3 separate regions of the Mus musculus genome follow, and regions 2 and 3 are each linked to region 1. The links are chromatin loops, found by intact Hi-C in ENCODE. Cell type or tissue: left cerebral cortex. All regions are shown on one strand. Each heading gives the region's core, and the rest is flanking DNA. Links, peaks and the distances in the headings are about the cores only.

Region 1 (5,198 bases), core at 763-4,762:
GTGTAGACCAAGCTGGCTGTAAACTCTCAGAGATCTGCCCGCCTCTGCCTCGTGGGTGCTGAGATTAAAGAAAGGCCTGCGCCACCGTCCACTGCCCTCCAGGGAATCTCTCTCGATGGTCTGTATGGCTGTAACACCCGTCCCACTTGCCGTCACATCTTACTGCCTATCCTGACATTCTCCTGGGCTGAGCCCAGGATCTGGAATGAAATGATTACCTGTGGGTTTGACCCTGAGCTTCGGTGACCTTATCTGTGAAACGAATTGGCCTGCTTACCCTGCATCGTCCCCGGGAAGCTCAAGGGTCCTACATAGTTTGCCAGAGCCCATATGCCAGTGCTGAACCTTGCTCTGCAGAGATGATCTCCTCCCATTCAGGGGACAAGGAAAACGAGGCACAGAGAGATTAAGTAGCTTGGACAAGCTCTTCCAAACTATAAGTGAAAAGCCAAGGTCCTAATCTGGGTCCTGGGAGTCGGAATCTAATCTCCGGTTTTCCTAGACACCTCCCTGACCCTAATCTCATCCCCACCCCTGAAAAGAAAGTTCCTATGGGTTTGGGCCTGCCAGGCCCTTGAAGTTCAGGATTCTTCCAGTTGGGGTGGGGTGGGAGGGGAGAAGGGAGGCCATGCCATCCACAGGTACGAACAGGAGTATCTCACTCCAGCTAACGAGGCACAGTGGAGTCCAGAGAACTAAGAGGGTTCAGGCAATTGAGTGTGTGGGGTACCATGGATAGAGCGGTCCTGGTGCTAAGTGATGCGGTGATTCACTGTCTACAGTTAGGAAGGACTCTGTGCCTCCGCATGCTACCCCAGCCAGCCCCCGTGCGGCCCCGTGTGACTCAGCCTGCCTTAGTCAGCGTGCCGGGGGGCACTTGGCAGGTGAGAGCTATGGAGGGAGAGCTGCGCATCAGGGTGAGGATGACTAACCCCTGCAAGCACAACTGTGGGAACAGTCCCTTCCACTTGTGTTGTGTTGGTAGACTGCAAAAACAATCCTGTAGTCATGATTTTGCTGTTCCTGGTGGGTTTTCTGTCATCTTGGGAACTGAATTCCTGGCATTTTGGTTGTCAGCCTTAGCCTTTAAGAGCTGAGCACTTTCTCTACCCCTGTTCTGTCAACGTGGGAAGACAGAAGAACTCACCCTGGGGCCCACAGTCTTAGGAACAGATAGCATATAGGCAGCATGCAAGCCACCCTTCCCTGTGCCTCTGCTGGCAGGCATCATTAATCAATCATAGCACTCTTTCTAGTTCATCTGAGGGAGGCTTCCAGATTTCAATATTGCCCTACAGGCAGCCACTACCAATCGATTAAAGATTGCCATTTGAAGTGGAAGTCAACTGTGTGACTCACAGATGTGTGGCTCAGCCCTAACCTGCCTGTGAACTGGCCTCTTCCTCGGGGAGAGGAGCCCGAAGTCAGGACATTTCCACAGGGTTAGGACAGAGAGTGACCTAATGCAGGCAAAAGCTCAGAACACAATGAGCCCTTAACCAACAGTGATTGGTAGAATTTGCCAGTTTTTTAAGTGTTTAGTGGTATATATGTATGTAATATGGGAAGGGAAGGAGAGAGAGGCTGACTCGGTCCAGCCTCCACATCAGGGTGAGGTGCCTTCCAAACCAGTCTCAGAATCCTGGCTATCTCCGCTGTCCCTTCCCCACTTCAGAAGGGGCATAGACAAGAGGCCCAAAGACTCTCTGAGAACCCCACAGAGAGTTGTTCACCCCATTTCCACTTGTTTCCCTCCCTGTATGGAGGCCTAGAGGGGCAGAGACGCCATCCCCAGAGAACCTTCAGCTTTTCACACCACGGTTCCTTCAGGCCAAGGAACCCCAGCCTTCACGTGGTCTGCTTTGATAGATGAGGCAGTATTCCATTGCTTTCCTCTGACCTGGGAGTTCTCCATCACCCTGCATCAGGAAGCCACTTAGCAGAGACAGAGTCCCAGGAGCCATGGGCCAGCCAAGCCCAGGACAGTCCTGAGGTCTCACCTGGCAGCAAAGAGGATGCTGGGATCCAGCTCTCAGCTCACTTCCAGAGTCAAGGAGGCTGGGAGTCAGGACCAGACGCCACAGTTTTCCATCTGTGTGAGGATAGTTCTAATCACACCACAAGAGAAAGAACAGTTATAATAGTCTAAAGAAAGAGAAAGGAAGGAAGGAAGGAAGGAAGGAAGGAAGGAAGGAAAGAAGGAAGGAAGGAAGGAAGGAAGGAAGGAAGGAAGGAAGGAAGGAAGGAAGGAAGGAAGGGGAGGAGATACGGTGGCTCCTGTCTGTCAGTCACCTAAAACAGCTTAGTTGGCAAAGGCAGGAAAAACTCAAAAGTTAGAGGCCTGCTTGATCTACACAGGGGGATTCTAACCAGACAACAGCAGCAGCAGCAGCAGCAGCAGCAGCAGCAGCAGCAGCAGCAGCAGCAGCAGCAACAACAACAACAAAACAAAAAACTGAAAACCTGGGGAAAGACCGGAAATATTCTGTGTGCTCGTGTGGGTTACAATGCCGTCCTAAGGGCTTGGACATTATTGTCATCGGTCATTATTATCTTGGGTGACTTGGATGCTTTATTGAACCCTGAAGAGGACACTGAGGCCCAAAGGGGAGAAGCAGAGGCCACAGAACAGCTTCCTGAGCCCACTCAGCCTCTGGAGGGAGCTATCTCCAGGCCCAATGGGCAATAGCTTTTCTAGGCTGATTGTCTAACGTCACAGGAACCAGGATGCACAAAGACACTTGGTAGGGGCAGAGCAGATGGCCCAGTTGTTAAATGCTTCACAAGTCCTCATTTTGAACCTTAGCACCCACATAAAAGCCTGATGTGGAGACCAATACTTGTAATCCCAGTGCCTTCGAGACGCAGGTATCTGGGGCTTGCTGGCTAACAAACTGGCAAGCTCTAGGTTCAGTGAGAGACTGACTCCTGCAAAGTAAAGGTGGAGAAAGCTTAGAGCAGGGACTGCTTGGCTTCCTCTTGGTAAACTGTAGCTGAGTTATTAATTAAGCATCCGGCTCCAGCTCTGCATAGCCTCAGAACTCGGCATACATAAGATGTCTCCCCTCAAAAGAGGCAGGTGGGGCCCCACTTCCTGAGCAGGTTCTTAATGAGAACATTTTCAGAGGAGGAAGGAGCTGGCCAGGTTGGAACTAGCTTGGAGTTACTTAAATTAGCTTTGTTTTGCTTTGGGCAGAACTGGTCTGGTCCAGTTAGATTTAGCCCAAACCAGTTGGAACTGGTCACAATCTCCTTTAAACAGTATATATCTCTGGGATCAGTCAGAACACGTTAGAGCTGGTTACATCCTGATCTGGTCAATCCTGGAATTCACTAGAACTGGTTTGACTTGGTCAGAAGTGATTTGAGCCTGCTGAGACTGGCTGGAAGCAGCCTAGACCTGTTTGCTATGGTCTTGACCACAGCTCTGTTTTCCCAAGACTTGCATTAATTCTGTGTTTGAGGCTGGGCTGTCTTGGTGATGTGTGAGGAAGGAATGAGGGATACCACGCTGGAAGGTGGATGGTGACAGCCATGTTTGGCCCCCTGCCCAGGGAGGGTCTCAAAAACTGAACTGAAGGGTGTATGCTGTCGAATCTACGTTTAAACCAGCCATAACCCTCAGAGCTCTGTACAGTGCACATCAGCTGCCTCACACCCTGTGATTAATGGGGAAAGCCTTTTCTGCTTGTTCTACATAAATCACTATACATGGAAACACATCTTTGATTTTATGGGTTCTCGCTGGAGCATGAAATTTCTTGGAGGACATTCCCTGAGGTCCTTGGAGCTACTGAAGCCCTCTCTGCTCTTTCAAGTCCTGTTTCCCTTTGCAGCCCCCTCTTACCCATCCAGCTAGGATCCTCCTGAACGCTCCTAGGCTGAAGAGATTCCCCAGGACTCCCCAGGAAGGGTAAAAGGTGTAGTTTCTCCTGCTACCATCATTGGAGGAGGGTAAGGGCCAGCAGCACTTTGTAGATAACAGTTGGGATGGAGAAGGCTGGAGACAGGACCACCGCACAGAACAGAACCTGTCTCTGTCCAGAAGCCATCCTGACGTCCAGCCCAGCCTCTGGAGCACAGGGAGGGAATCAGATGCCTTTTCTCCTTGCTGTGATGAGATGCTTGGCAAAGGCAACTTAAGACGGGTTTGTTTTGCCTCACAGTTTAAAGAGACAGCCTATCCTGGCGGGGTAGGCGTGGTTACAGGAGGGTCACGTGGCATGCATAGTCGGGGCACAGAGAGAGATGCACGCTGGTACTCAGTTCGTTCTGGCCTTTTGACTCAGTCTGGGATCAAGCCCATGGAAAGGCTTTCAAGGTGTGTCTACCCACCTCAGGTAACCGAATCTAGAAACTGCCCCCACAGTGGCTGTGGAAATCAAGAGACGAAAGGGCTCAATCACATTCTTAGAACGTGGAGCTGCCCACCATTGCCCTCCAGGGTGCTGTTAGCACGTGGGTGGCAGGTACTTGCTTTGGTTGGCAGTACCTTAATGTCTACATTAGCCGCAGGGGCCAGCCTGGGCTCACCCATTGCTTGGCCGTCTGGGATGCTCAGATGATCCTGGGTTGAGATTTCCTCTCTGTTTGCTGGGTCTTCACTGGTCTCTGCCTACCCCCTTCCTTTTTCTTCCACTTATAAGTGTGGGTGACCTCTCATGACACACCCCAAACTTTGTCTTAGTGTCTGTTTTGAGAGGACCGTCTGAAGATCTGAATGGTAAGAGTGAACCTTGCTCGCACAGAGGACACCCAGGGCCTCCCTAGAAGTGTTCCCTTAGCTCTCGGCTCAGTTCAGGGCCTCCCTAGAAGTGTTCCCTTAGCTCAGTTCCACTAATCTAGGAACACCATTGGCCAGTGGCTGCTGCAGCCTAATGGGGGGCTCTCTAGGGAGGGTCTTGTTGCAGTTGCAGGTCAAGAAGAGCCACAGAGGGGAGAAAGGCACAGGAGGGAGGAAGCCACAGTGAGGAGGGAGGAGGGAGAGCCAGAGGGAGAGGGGAGGAAGAATGTCAAAGGGGAAGAGAAATCAGCCATGGAGGAGGGGAGCCACAGCGGGGAGGAGGAGGGGCACAGGCCCTAGGTCACTCCTCCTAGGGGGATATCTAGAGATGCCCTTATGATGAGTTTGTGCACAAACATGACTTGATACTTGGTGTCCTTGGTCAAACCACTGACTACTGCCGGCAGCCATTAAG
Region 2 (5,198 bases), core at 426-4,425, 58 kb after region 1:
ATCTCCTGGGACTTAGCCAGCTATTTGGTGACTAAAAGCAATCATATTCTCTCTGGGCCTCAGTTTCTCCAGCCATATCCTGAGGGAAGTCTATTAATTCTCTTAGCTTGAGTTTCCCAGAAGTTGGTCCCAAGGTGAGGGACAAACTGAAGCAACGGCTTTAGGAGGCCCCAGGAGCTGGGGTTGAAAGGTGGGGATGAGGCAGAGGTAGGAAGGAAGCCATGAAGATGGAACATCCATCAGGTCACCATAGGGGAAGTGTGGCTCCATCTGGCTGGGGGACACACCCAAGCACACCCAGTGTTTCCCTCTCCTGGACGTTGGCCTCCCAGATCTTCTCTGCTCATTGGCCAGGGGCTAATCCCTAGGGCATTAGTGGGCACACTGTGCTTGGCCCTCTGCTGGCCAGTATGCTGGGAAGTTTGGGGCATGTGCTGAGCTGGGGCAGGGTCTTGACAACATCTGCCTGCCACGTGACAGAACTTTACATCCTGGAAGTAAACTTGGGTCTTGAAATGATATGAGTTATAATCCTGTCCCCTCCGTGATGGACCTGAGCCATTTTCCTGCCCAGGACTTCAGGCCCCTAGTCCTTCAGGGCTGTTAGCAGTTCTCCAGCTTTTTTAGTGTCGGGACTCTGACCCCTTAGCCTAGGAGAAGGTTCTGAGAGACTCCACCCTCCTCTCCTGTACCAGTCTGGATCTCACCGGGCCTCCAGACCTTACCTCAGGTGGCCCTGAGATAGTGTAGTTATTATTGAGTACTGTGTGACATTTTGCTTCCCAACACAAATGCCTTCCCCCTGGCAGGCTTTCTCCCTCCCACGTCTGATACCAGCTTAGAGTAGCTTTTACTCAGATGACCTATTGGAATTCTAGATGTCCCTCAGGTTTAACTTGTATTTCATCTTCTCCAGACCTCACCTTAAGGATGTCCTCCATGCTTAGTGCTGATTGCCAACTGGATGGGCATCTAGAATCATCTAGGATGTCACCTCTTGCCATGTCCCAGAGGGAGTTTCTAGGTGAGCTAATTGAAGTGGGAAGACCCACCCTAACTGTGGGGGCCACCATCCTATGGACTGTGGTCGTGAGACAGATAACAAGAAATGCCTAGGACCTGAGCACGGGCAATCATCTCTGCTTCCTGATTGCAGATGCAATGTGACAAACTGCCCCAAGTGCCAGCCACCGTGTCTTTCCACCAGGAGAGACTTATAACACTGGACCATGGGCCTCAGTGAAGTCCTCCCTCCTTAAGTTGCTTTTACATGCATTTTGTCACACACTGAGAAAAGTAAGGAGATACAATATCCCAGAGGCAGACGTTTTTATGTTCTTGGAGCAACTGTTGACAATGGAAAACACTAGATTGACCTCAGAGGCTCAGTCACTTTTCAGAAAGTCACCCAGCCTTCTTTCTACCACAGCTGTTCACCTCCCAGTGCCCAGCGACGTCCTGGGGATGGGACATGAGGACCAAAGGCTGAGCCTGCTCACGTGGGAGAGATTAGTAAATGGATTCCTTTTAGGGAGACAGTAATGACCACCTGTGTACACAGACCCTGGCTAAGGAACAGTGGGGTCCCCCAAACACAAACAAGCCCCCTATGCTACCCCGGAGGATCTTAGAGTCAAAGTTATTTGTAGAATAAAAACCAGGAGTCTTTTAGAGCTCACCAAACTCAAGGCCCTTGTTTCTCCTCTGAAAAGCGTTCTGCCTGAGGCAAGAGGAGTAGCTTGATCTCTATCGTTAAAAGTCTAGATTTTCTTCCCCATGGCTTGTGCAAGTCAGAGGCCATCTTCTTGTCCTTCCTCTTTTTCTTCCTCTTTGAAGGAGGATGGGATGGAGCAGCTTCTGATGAGAAATACCAGTTACATAACCCGCGTTTGTCTTAGTCACACCGTCCCGCATGCTTCTGGAACAGGAAGGAGATGAAGTTAAACAGTGTGTCTCTATTCCCCTGCGGACACCCTAATTGCTGCTGCTGCCGCTGCTGCTGTTGTAATTGATTCCACAGGTTATTTTTACTCTAAGCGGCTCTGTGTGCCTTGCAGATGGGACTGTTCTTGGAGTCTAGGCCAGCAGCTGTCCAGATGCCCAGTGTGGACTGGTCTCCACTTGAAAATGGGGTTAGGGAGAGGGTCCCTATCCTTCCTGAGGAGCATGAGCTTGCAGTGGGAGTAAATAACTCTGTGTGGGTAGGGAGTGCTGGCGTGGGGGTAGGGATCAGGCTAACGGAAGGAGAAGCTCAAGAATGCTTCAGCTAGCATGCCTGTGTGTGCAGGACCTCACCGAGGGCAGAGGGGCCTTTCCAGCACTGAGCAGAGCAGTGAAGGACATATGGGGCGAGCTTTTGCCTGGAGAGCCTTCTGTGCTTTTCTGTCTATTCCAAGCAGCCACCTCTTCCCACCCCTGCAAGCCGCTCTCAGCGCACAAAGCACACAGAAGGAGCACTCCTGGCCGCCTGCCTACAGCTCCAGCCACCTACACAGACAGCCTCGCCTTTGCACACAGCTCAGCCCATGTGTGCACTGGGAGGTGTGTGTGTGTGAGTGCACATGCTCAGACACCAAGTCCAGGGCTCCAGAAGTGGACAGGGACTTCAGAGGGAGTCAGTACTCCAAGTAGCTATAGGCCAAGGGCTGGGACAACCTTGGGGACTTCATGTGACTTTGGACATCACCTAACCTTGAACTTCGGGATCCCTAATCACCTTTCCCTAGTGAGGTAATCATGGGTTTCTCTTCTGTCCTCTCACTAGGTCGTGATAAGAATTATCAGAGATAAAGAAAGGTTGCTGAACACACATAGTATGCTGACAACTGGCCACATGTCATCTTCACAGCATTGCAAAGAAGGGGCCATTTTTCTTGCAGGTAAGAAGCCCAAGGTCAGAGAAGGAGCCCCTTTAGGTGCACGTGGCTTGCAAGGGGTAGAAATAAGGCACATGGGCCTGGCCCCGTCACTCAACAGCAGTGTATGCCACCAGTCAGAAATGGTGCTATAAGAGGACACCATCTCTGGGGGTGGGGTGGGGTGGGGTGGGGTGGGGGCTGCAGCTCGGCTTCTAGGGTGCTTGCTTAGCAGACACAAAGCCCTGAGTTCAATCCCCAGCACCATATAAACTGAGCATGGCAATGCACACTTGTAACCCCAGCACGTGAGAGATGGAGACAGGAGGACCAGGAGTTCAAAGTCTGTCTTGGCTACATAGAGAGTTCAAGGACACTCTGGGGCTGTGGGGCTACATTCTTATCTTTTTGGACGTCTTTCTTCTCCCGTGTAAACTGGAAATGACAAATATCCACCCAGTGTGATTGTTCTTGGGAATATTGGTCGGTTCACACAAAACACTAGCTAGGCACCAGGGCCTGCTCTATAGAAGATGCCAATAGCAGCAACTCCCTTCTCTTATTCAAAGCTAAACCAAGAGAAGAATCTCCCAACCTCTGCTCATCCCTGGACTTCACAGAGCAGTTGCTTCCGCAGGTCAGGCTGGAGTTCCAAACAGGAGTGTTCAGTAGACTGTAGTGGGGCTAGGGCAGAGTCTGGAAGCCGAGCAACGTTTTTCAGAGAAGTCTCCAATCCCCACATTGACTTCCAGCTCTTGGTAAAACCTTCCTGGTAGTGGAAGGTGTTACTTGGACTGAGAGGAGGCCCAGTGCTGCCCAGGAAGCAGCATAACCTGTGCTCACGAGGAACATGGCACACACTACTATAGGTTGGTCATTCCTGGCACAGGAAACACACTGACTCAAGGTGCACGGGCGTTCCCTGGGGTACAGCTTCTTTCTACGTACCTAGCTGCTGTGCCCTCTATAGCTGCCTCTCCCTTACTGCTTGTAGCCTCCCTAGGCTTACGCTACCCCCAGGGGTCATAAGTAATATAATTTAGTCCAGGATTCCTTAGCAAACCATTCCTCCATGGGGCAGCTATAGTGCCCTTCCTTCTGGGGTAGCCCCAGATCCTGCTCCAGCTGGTCTAGACATGAGCCAGATAATCTTTGTGTCTCACGGATTCTGGGGTCACACAGCAGCTCTCTGAGGAGCCTTTGAAGGCCTTTTCCCTTCTCTTTGGGTGTCCAGGGACCCTGCCACACACTTCCCAAGTCTTTCAAAGATTTCCCATCACTATCTTCTTTACATTCCTGTCTTTGTTATCCCGGAAGTGCTGGCGGGATGTGCTCACCCCACACTGAATACCTAGCCCTTACTTTTGAACATGGAGGCACTTGGCACCCATTGTGTTATTCTGGGCTCTTGCAGTGTCTGCTGAGGTGGAGTCAGTGAGCACTCACTGTGCCCCTTTTACTAAAAGGGACATCTTGTGTCCCTTTTAGTCGAGGGACTAAAAATTATGTTAAGCAGCACCTGCCACACCAGGCAGCTTTTATGCATGGGTCAGACCATTTCTCTCTATTCAAAAAGAAAAGCTGAGACGGGAAAGGTTGAGTGTTGTCCCCCAAGGGCACAAGGCTAGCTGGTGGTAGAGGGAGAATTTGGACCGGATTCCTAGACTGTCCACTAGACCATCCAACTCTACCCTACCAGGCTGGCCCTATTCTTTCTCCTCTGTTCTGACATGACTGGACCTTCTGCCTCAGCCACACCCCTTCTCTTATTTCATGGGAACATGGGTGTGCTCTCTCATTATCCACGTGGGGCTTCTGGAAGGATCCTTTCCTAGTCTGTATACACGAAAGTCAAGTTAAGTCTGTCTGGTCCATAGGCTTCGTCTGTGTAAAGGAATTTCTTAACCCACATAGCACACTCTCATGGAGGCAGTCTTTATTTTTGTGTATGTACATGCATGTGTGCGTGCATGTGTGTGCATATGTGTGTGTGCATGTGTGTGTGCATGTGGGCACAGCACACATGTGGAGCAGAGGGTTACTTGCAGGAGCTGGTTCTCTCTTTCTATCCTATTTCAGGGACCAAACTCGAGTTTTCTGGAGTAGTAGCAAGCGCCCTTACCCTCTGGGCTGTATTGTCAGCCTATGAAAGTGATGTTCAATCAAGAACTTAATAGTGTCTATTCCTATGTCGAGTGTGTGTGTGTGTGTGTGTGTGTGTGTGTGTGTGGGTACATGTGAGCAGATACATGTGTGGTGGCCAACTGTCAACCTGGGAAATTTACCACTTTTTTTTAAAGTTTTAAGTTATTACTACTACTACTACTACTACTATATCATCAT
Region 3 (5,198 bases), core at 426-4,425, 190 kb after region 1:
AGCCTAGGGTTCTGCCTCAGCCTCTCCAGGCCATACCTGTATCACCTGAGCCCACTTCCAAGCTTCCTTCTTGGCATCCCAGCATCTGGAGGTGGCTCCTATAGGCCGGCCTGTAGCATCCCTTGCACATGCATCTCCCTGCTAAGGGTGTGCAGATCAAGTGTAGTAATAGAGAAGGCCTATCCTTGCATGGTGATGAGCTCAGAGCAGATAGCCACTGGGTGGGACCGTAGTATGCCACTTGAGGTGTGTGAATCCAACTGTTCGGGTGGTCCTGGGATTGGCTTATCTGACTTGTCTATGGTTGGCAGGCTGCAACCTGAAGATCTTCAACAACCAGGAATTTGCTGCCCTCCTAGCTCAGTCTGTCAACCAGGGCTTTGAGGCTGTCTACCAGCTGACGCGCATGTGCACCATCCGTATGAGCTTCGTCAAAGGCTGGGGAGCAGAGTACAGGTCAGTGCCTAAGCTGCCTTTAGTGGTGGTAGAGGGAGCCAGCTCTAGGCAAGGCATGACAGCCAAGGATAGCGTCACAGCCTTAGTCTAGTGCTCAGCAGCTCTCAAGCACCATCAGCATTTCTAGGCCCACTGTGGGGACGCTGGCATTATTCTTGTAGAGATATGGAGGCTAAAAGCTTATGGAGAGTCAGGTGGAAAAGACAGGTCCAGACTTGGCCTCTCCTGGGCTGCTGTGTCCTCAATTTCCTTGGGATGGATTCTCAGGATGACTGTCTTCCCTGACAAGGAAGGAGATTTGAGTGTTTTATAGAGAACAGCTAATTCATGTATATATTTTCATTTAAAGAATGCCAGTTAGCACTTTAAACATGGCACCAGTAATAGCAAGGTCTACCTGGTCTGCTTGGTTGAGGCCCCTCAGGCTGTCTAGACTCAGTTTAATGAGAAGGCAGTCTCCTTTTCCCATGCTGGACAGGAGAGGTCTGGGAGGCAGGGCCACATGCCCTTCTGCTCCATGCCTCCTCCCTGGCCCCCAGAGTGGAGCCGCACAGAGGTACCCACACGTCAGCTGCAGCCAGCGCCTTGCAAGTTCCTCGCCCCTTCTCTTCATTTTTCCAGATGTTTGGAATCGGTTTTGTTTTGCAGTCATTCTGCACCCCAGCCAAACCCATTTCAATATTGGCTCCGGGCCACCGTTTGTAATGAAACCCCGATGAGCATGACTTATGGAAAGTCAGATTCTCAGCAGAGGACGGAGGTCTGTAAAATCTAACCTCGCTGTCTAGGTTTCAGAGCTGTTGCTCTTTCACGGATGCCCCATGGTGCCAGTGAGCAAAGTACCCTGGGCCTTTGAATCTGAGATCCAGGGAGGGTCACCAACAGCTCAGACTGCAGAATAACTCCCAGCCATGCTGTGGTGACCCGGCCCAAAGGTCTGGCTGGGCAGATGCCTGAGCCAACCTTTTAGCCCAGGATTTAGATCATTTAGGGAATCAGAGTGAAAGGTTAGAAAATTAATTCTTTAACGCACAAACCCCGAAGGAAAAGAACTGGGAGGCCTGCTTGCCTTCAGGCAGGGGGCCCAGGCTGTGAACCTCCCGAACTGTTCAAGCAAAGCACTTGAGGCTTGAGGGAGGGTTAGCCTCGGGATGATGGCCCCAAAAGTGGTACAGCACCAGGGCCGCCCATCTTCAAAGATTGGCAGAAGCCCCTCTCTAGGGCACTGTATCACCACGGAGGAAACCCTGCCAGCACACCCCGTCCTACCCGGCTTACTGCGTCACTGCCGCCTGGCAGCATAGCACGGCAGGCAGCCTAGTGGCGGGTGCGGCCCCTTCCCAGAACAGCCATGCCCTCCTGCATTGTGGGCCAAACAGAGTAAGGTTTCAGGCTGGTTCTTTAAAGCAGCTGTAAGCGGGCCTGCAGCCTAGGCCTCACCTCCAGCTGGCACCCGTATGTCGCCACAGCAGATAGCCTTTGCTCGGTGGAGGCTTCTGGGAGCTTGCCTGTGAGCTGCGTCACCAAGCAGTCTGAATTTAGACAAAGTGCTTTGAGGGAAAAGAAATGTGTGGTGTGCCTTGGTTTTTCCAGTAATTGTTCCCCGGCTAGCTCTGCTGGTAATATTTTCCAAAATAAGCCGTAGATGGGATTATAGCAGCACCCTGGGACTTGAAGCATGTGGCCCTGTCAGTGCTTTGTAAAACGCCCTCCATCAGACAGGCATGTCATGACAGCTGCGGGGCTGGCCCAAATCTGGAAGGGGGCTGCAGGCACCTACCCAGTGGCTAAGCTAGGAACCAGGGAGACCTTAACTCAGGCAGGAGGTTCTACATGGGGGCTTCTCCCGGTTCCTGGAAACCGACCTTCTTTAAATCTTTGAGGTCCTCTCCCTCCAGCAGAACCCGACTTACACAAAGCCCTCCCAGGAGGACTGGTCTGGTTCAGCCACATTTGCTAGTACCACCTCTAGGCACTATTTACCTATCTAGCACAAAGAGAGATCTCTGTCTCGGGGTAGCAGAAAGCAGTGTGGTAACTCAACTTGTGTGTGTCCTCAACATTTTAATCTCTCACCTCTTCCCTCTTCTTCCAGGAGACAGACAGTGACCAGCACCCCCTGCTGGATTGAGCTACACCTGAATGGACCCTTGCAGTGGCTTGACAAGGTCCTCACCCAGATGGGTTCCCCGAGCATCCGCTGTTCCAGTGTGTCTTAGAGACACTAGGAGTAAAGGGAGCGGGTTGGGGAGGGCGGGCTTGGGGAAAATGACCTTGGAAGAGAACTCCATCCAACTTGGTCTTGTCAAAGAACACCGATTCCACTCAACTAAGGCACCAGCCTGTTTCTGAGACCACAGAAGAAAACCCCAGGGATGGATTTATGAACAGCTGTGTCTGCTACATACACGTGCCCCTGTCTGAAGGCCAAGTGATGGCTTCTGTTCTGGTGGCTTGAACTAACAGGTGGTGTATCGCCACCTGACTCCTTGTTTAATGACAGAGGTCTGGGATGTCACAGTCCAAAAGGAAAGTGCCTTTCTCCATGGCTGGAGTATGGAGTTTACCTTTGGAGAAGTTGTAATGGAGCATGCCCTGTCCCACCACTCTCAGAGAGGGTGTACCTGTCAAACTGGATGGCCTACATAGGTACTCCCCCCTACCCCTAGGATGCAGAGAGACGGGAACACGCCGGAGGGTAGAGCTGGGGAGAACCCATTCTTCCTTGGAAGGATCCGCTGAAGGTCAGCGTATAGGTGATGTACAGTTCCTAATATCACATCAGTCTCAGAGTGTTCACAGGAAGCAGCAAGGGCACTCGTGGAGTATGTGTCCTGGGTGAGGTGGCACCACACCGAATGAATGCATCTCTGGGAGCTGGCACCACAACCCTGATGTATAGGCTGTGTTGGTTTATGGAGACAAGTTGCATCAATGAATTCACCTAGCATAGGCTCTTTGAAATGTCCTCTGTTTGATAAAAAACAATCCTGGGTACGTATGTTGGCTGGAAAACCACAATGGACCCTGCCACTGCTTCTTGCCCTGAGGTTTGGAAGCTGAGAGTTATAGAAGCCAATTCACCAGGAGGTAAGACATCCCAGGCTGACATGGGCAAATGAAAAGGGCTATTAAAATTTTTTTACACCTTGGAAAATTGCAGGCTTGGTGCAGAGCGCTCTGTCATCTTCACCCTGGGATGTAGGATTACCTAGCTATGGTAAAGGATTGCCACAGCAAACTGTGACACTGTGTAATGAGCACTGTTCCCAGCGGCAATTACAGAGAAAACGAGTGTAAATTATTTCAACTGGAAAAAAGTCCCTTTCTTGGCTGTTTTAGAACAGGGTACACAGGATCGCCACCTGCAACTGGTACTCGCTTCTTGGCTGCTGCTTCTGTTGTGAAAAGACGAGCCCATGTTTCTGCATGGATTTCCCATGGAAGTCCTGTCCTGCTACAGAGGGGAAGAAAGTGTACCCTCCAATGTGATAAATCTTCTGATGCCCCCAGACTCTTGGAGCACATCCTGGTGCCCCTCCTGCAGGAGCCTGTGGCATATTTCCAGCTGGGCATGCTGATCCTCCTTGAGACACAGATGCCTGTGTGAGTCTCCGTTGATACAATTCTGAACCCCTCAGGTTCTCTGAAAGGGCACAGACCATGGGCGTGAACATTGTGCCGTACCTGAGATGGTCTGTGGACTGCTGCTTCAGACACACGAGTCCTCGGAACTGCCTGGCTGCCTGTCACGCATGCTCTGAGTCAGAACACACCAACGCTCTGCTGTGGCTCCTAGGGAAGCATTCATGGTCCTCTGTTATCAGCAGGGGTTTATGTCACTTGCTGTCCGGTTTCCTAGGGGCTTCCTGTGCCCCTTCCCCAGCTATCCTCCAGGTGGCTAGGGACAGTCTATTCTGCTGCAACTGGAAAGTAGAGGGAACCGGCACTGCTCAGAGCAGATGGCGGCTTCTGGAGGCACACAGTGGGAGTACACCCCTTCATGTTATTGGCCAGTTGCTGGAGAATGCTGTAGGAGAAAATTCTAGGCAGGTCTACTCTTGGCATCCCTGAGAGTCAAAGGCTTGGAGTCTAGGAAAGGTCACACCATGATGGAGAACACAGGTCATTTGGGTACGTGTAATCAAAGTGCCCTCCCAAATCAGTTCTCCTTTTCGTATGAACAGCATCTCTACTTTTAAAGAGGAGTTGAGGATCGAGAAGATGACAGTGCAGCAGTGGGTGTGGCCTGACTACATGTGCTGTTCCAGCCCTGGGTGCCCACTGACACCGACCCCCAGGCAGAGGCCTTTGTCTTCAGCACTCCTGAGAAGTTGGCTCTTTACCCCTTCTCCTCTGCTGCCCCTCCTTCCTGCTGGTTCAGGTAGCCCCAGCCACGTGGGTTAGAGTCCTGTGCTGGCCTGCCATGGCAGCTGGCTACCTTCCAGACCAACTGTAGAGATACCTGGCATTTTGAAGAAAGCCTAGACTGGAGAGCAGGGCCTCTCTTGGGAAGGACACAAGGCGGGCAAGGCTGCTGGCAGACTTCTCCACTGACCTGAGTGTGCTTTTTTTTTCCCCTAAATGTATTGCATCAAGCCTCAGTGCTTATGGAGTGCAGTGGTCTTCATCTTCCCCAACTTGCTTCTCAGAGCTGGGATGTATTCCAGAGCCTGATGTTTTTATTCAAACCACAGAAAAGTTTTCTTTAAGTAGCCTGTGCAGTCATGCATGTGCCTGAG

Evidence for each region. A loop is a pair of places that touch in the nucleus more often than their neighbours do. Peaks named below come from ENCODE experiments on the same cell type or tissue, not always from the same donor. Only the 100,000 strongest peaks of a DNase experiment are listed, where the experiment ranks them.
Region 2: it touches region 1 in a loop (2.0-fold over the local background); 3 of 42 quality-filtered maps call a loop at or near these places.
Region 3: a loop joins it to region 1, with 2.5 times the contacts of the local background. A loop is called at or near these places in 22 of 42 quality-filtered maps.

The regions. Positions count from the first base shown.
Region 1 is chr9:63,835,239-63,840,436 of GRCm38, reverse strand. No RefSeq gene overlaps it. Among named protein-coding and RNA genes, the nearest start is that of Gm39359, 42 kb to the right of the region's middle. In left cerebral cortex, for the core only: a CTCF peak has its summit at 2,660; DNase peaks (open chromatin) are centred at 855 and 2,716.
Region 2 is chr9:63,777,398-63,782,595 of GRCm38, reverse strand. It overlaps Gm35941 (a long non-coding RNA gene), which reads left to right and starts at 1,845. Exons shown (of 4, transcript XR_870851.2): 1 at 1,845-2,020; 2 at 2,765-2,879. In left cerebral cortex, for the core only: no CTCF peak of the experiment used is centred there; DNase peaks (open chromatin) are centred at 1,901 and 2,457; H3K27ac peaks cover 3,301 bases.
Region 3 is chr9:63,647,739-63,652,936 of GRCm38, reverse strand. It overlaps Smad3 (SMAD family member 3), which reads left to right. Exons shown (of 9, transcript NM_016769.4): 8 at 312-456; 9 at 2,552-5,198. The coding sequence ends at 2,675. Among named protein-coding and RNA genes, the nearest start is that of Aagab, 48 kb to the right of the region's middle. In left cerebral cortex, for the core only: a CTCF peak has its summit at 2,586 (motif pointing left); DNase peaks (open chromatin) are centred at 3,277, 3,827, 4,249, 4,408 and 3 more places; H3K27ac peaks cover 2,913 bases.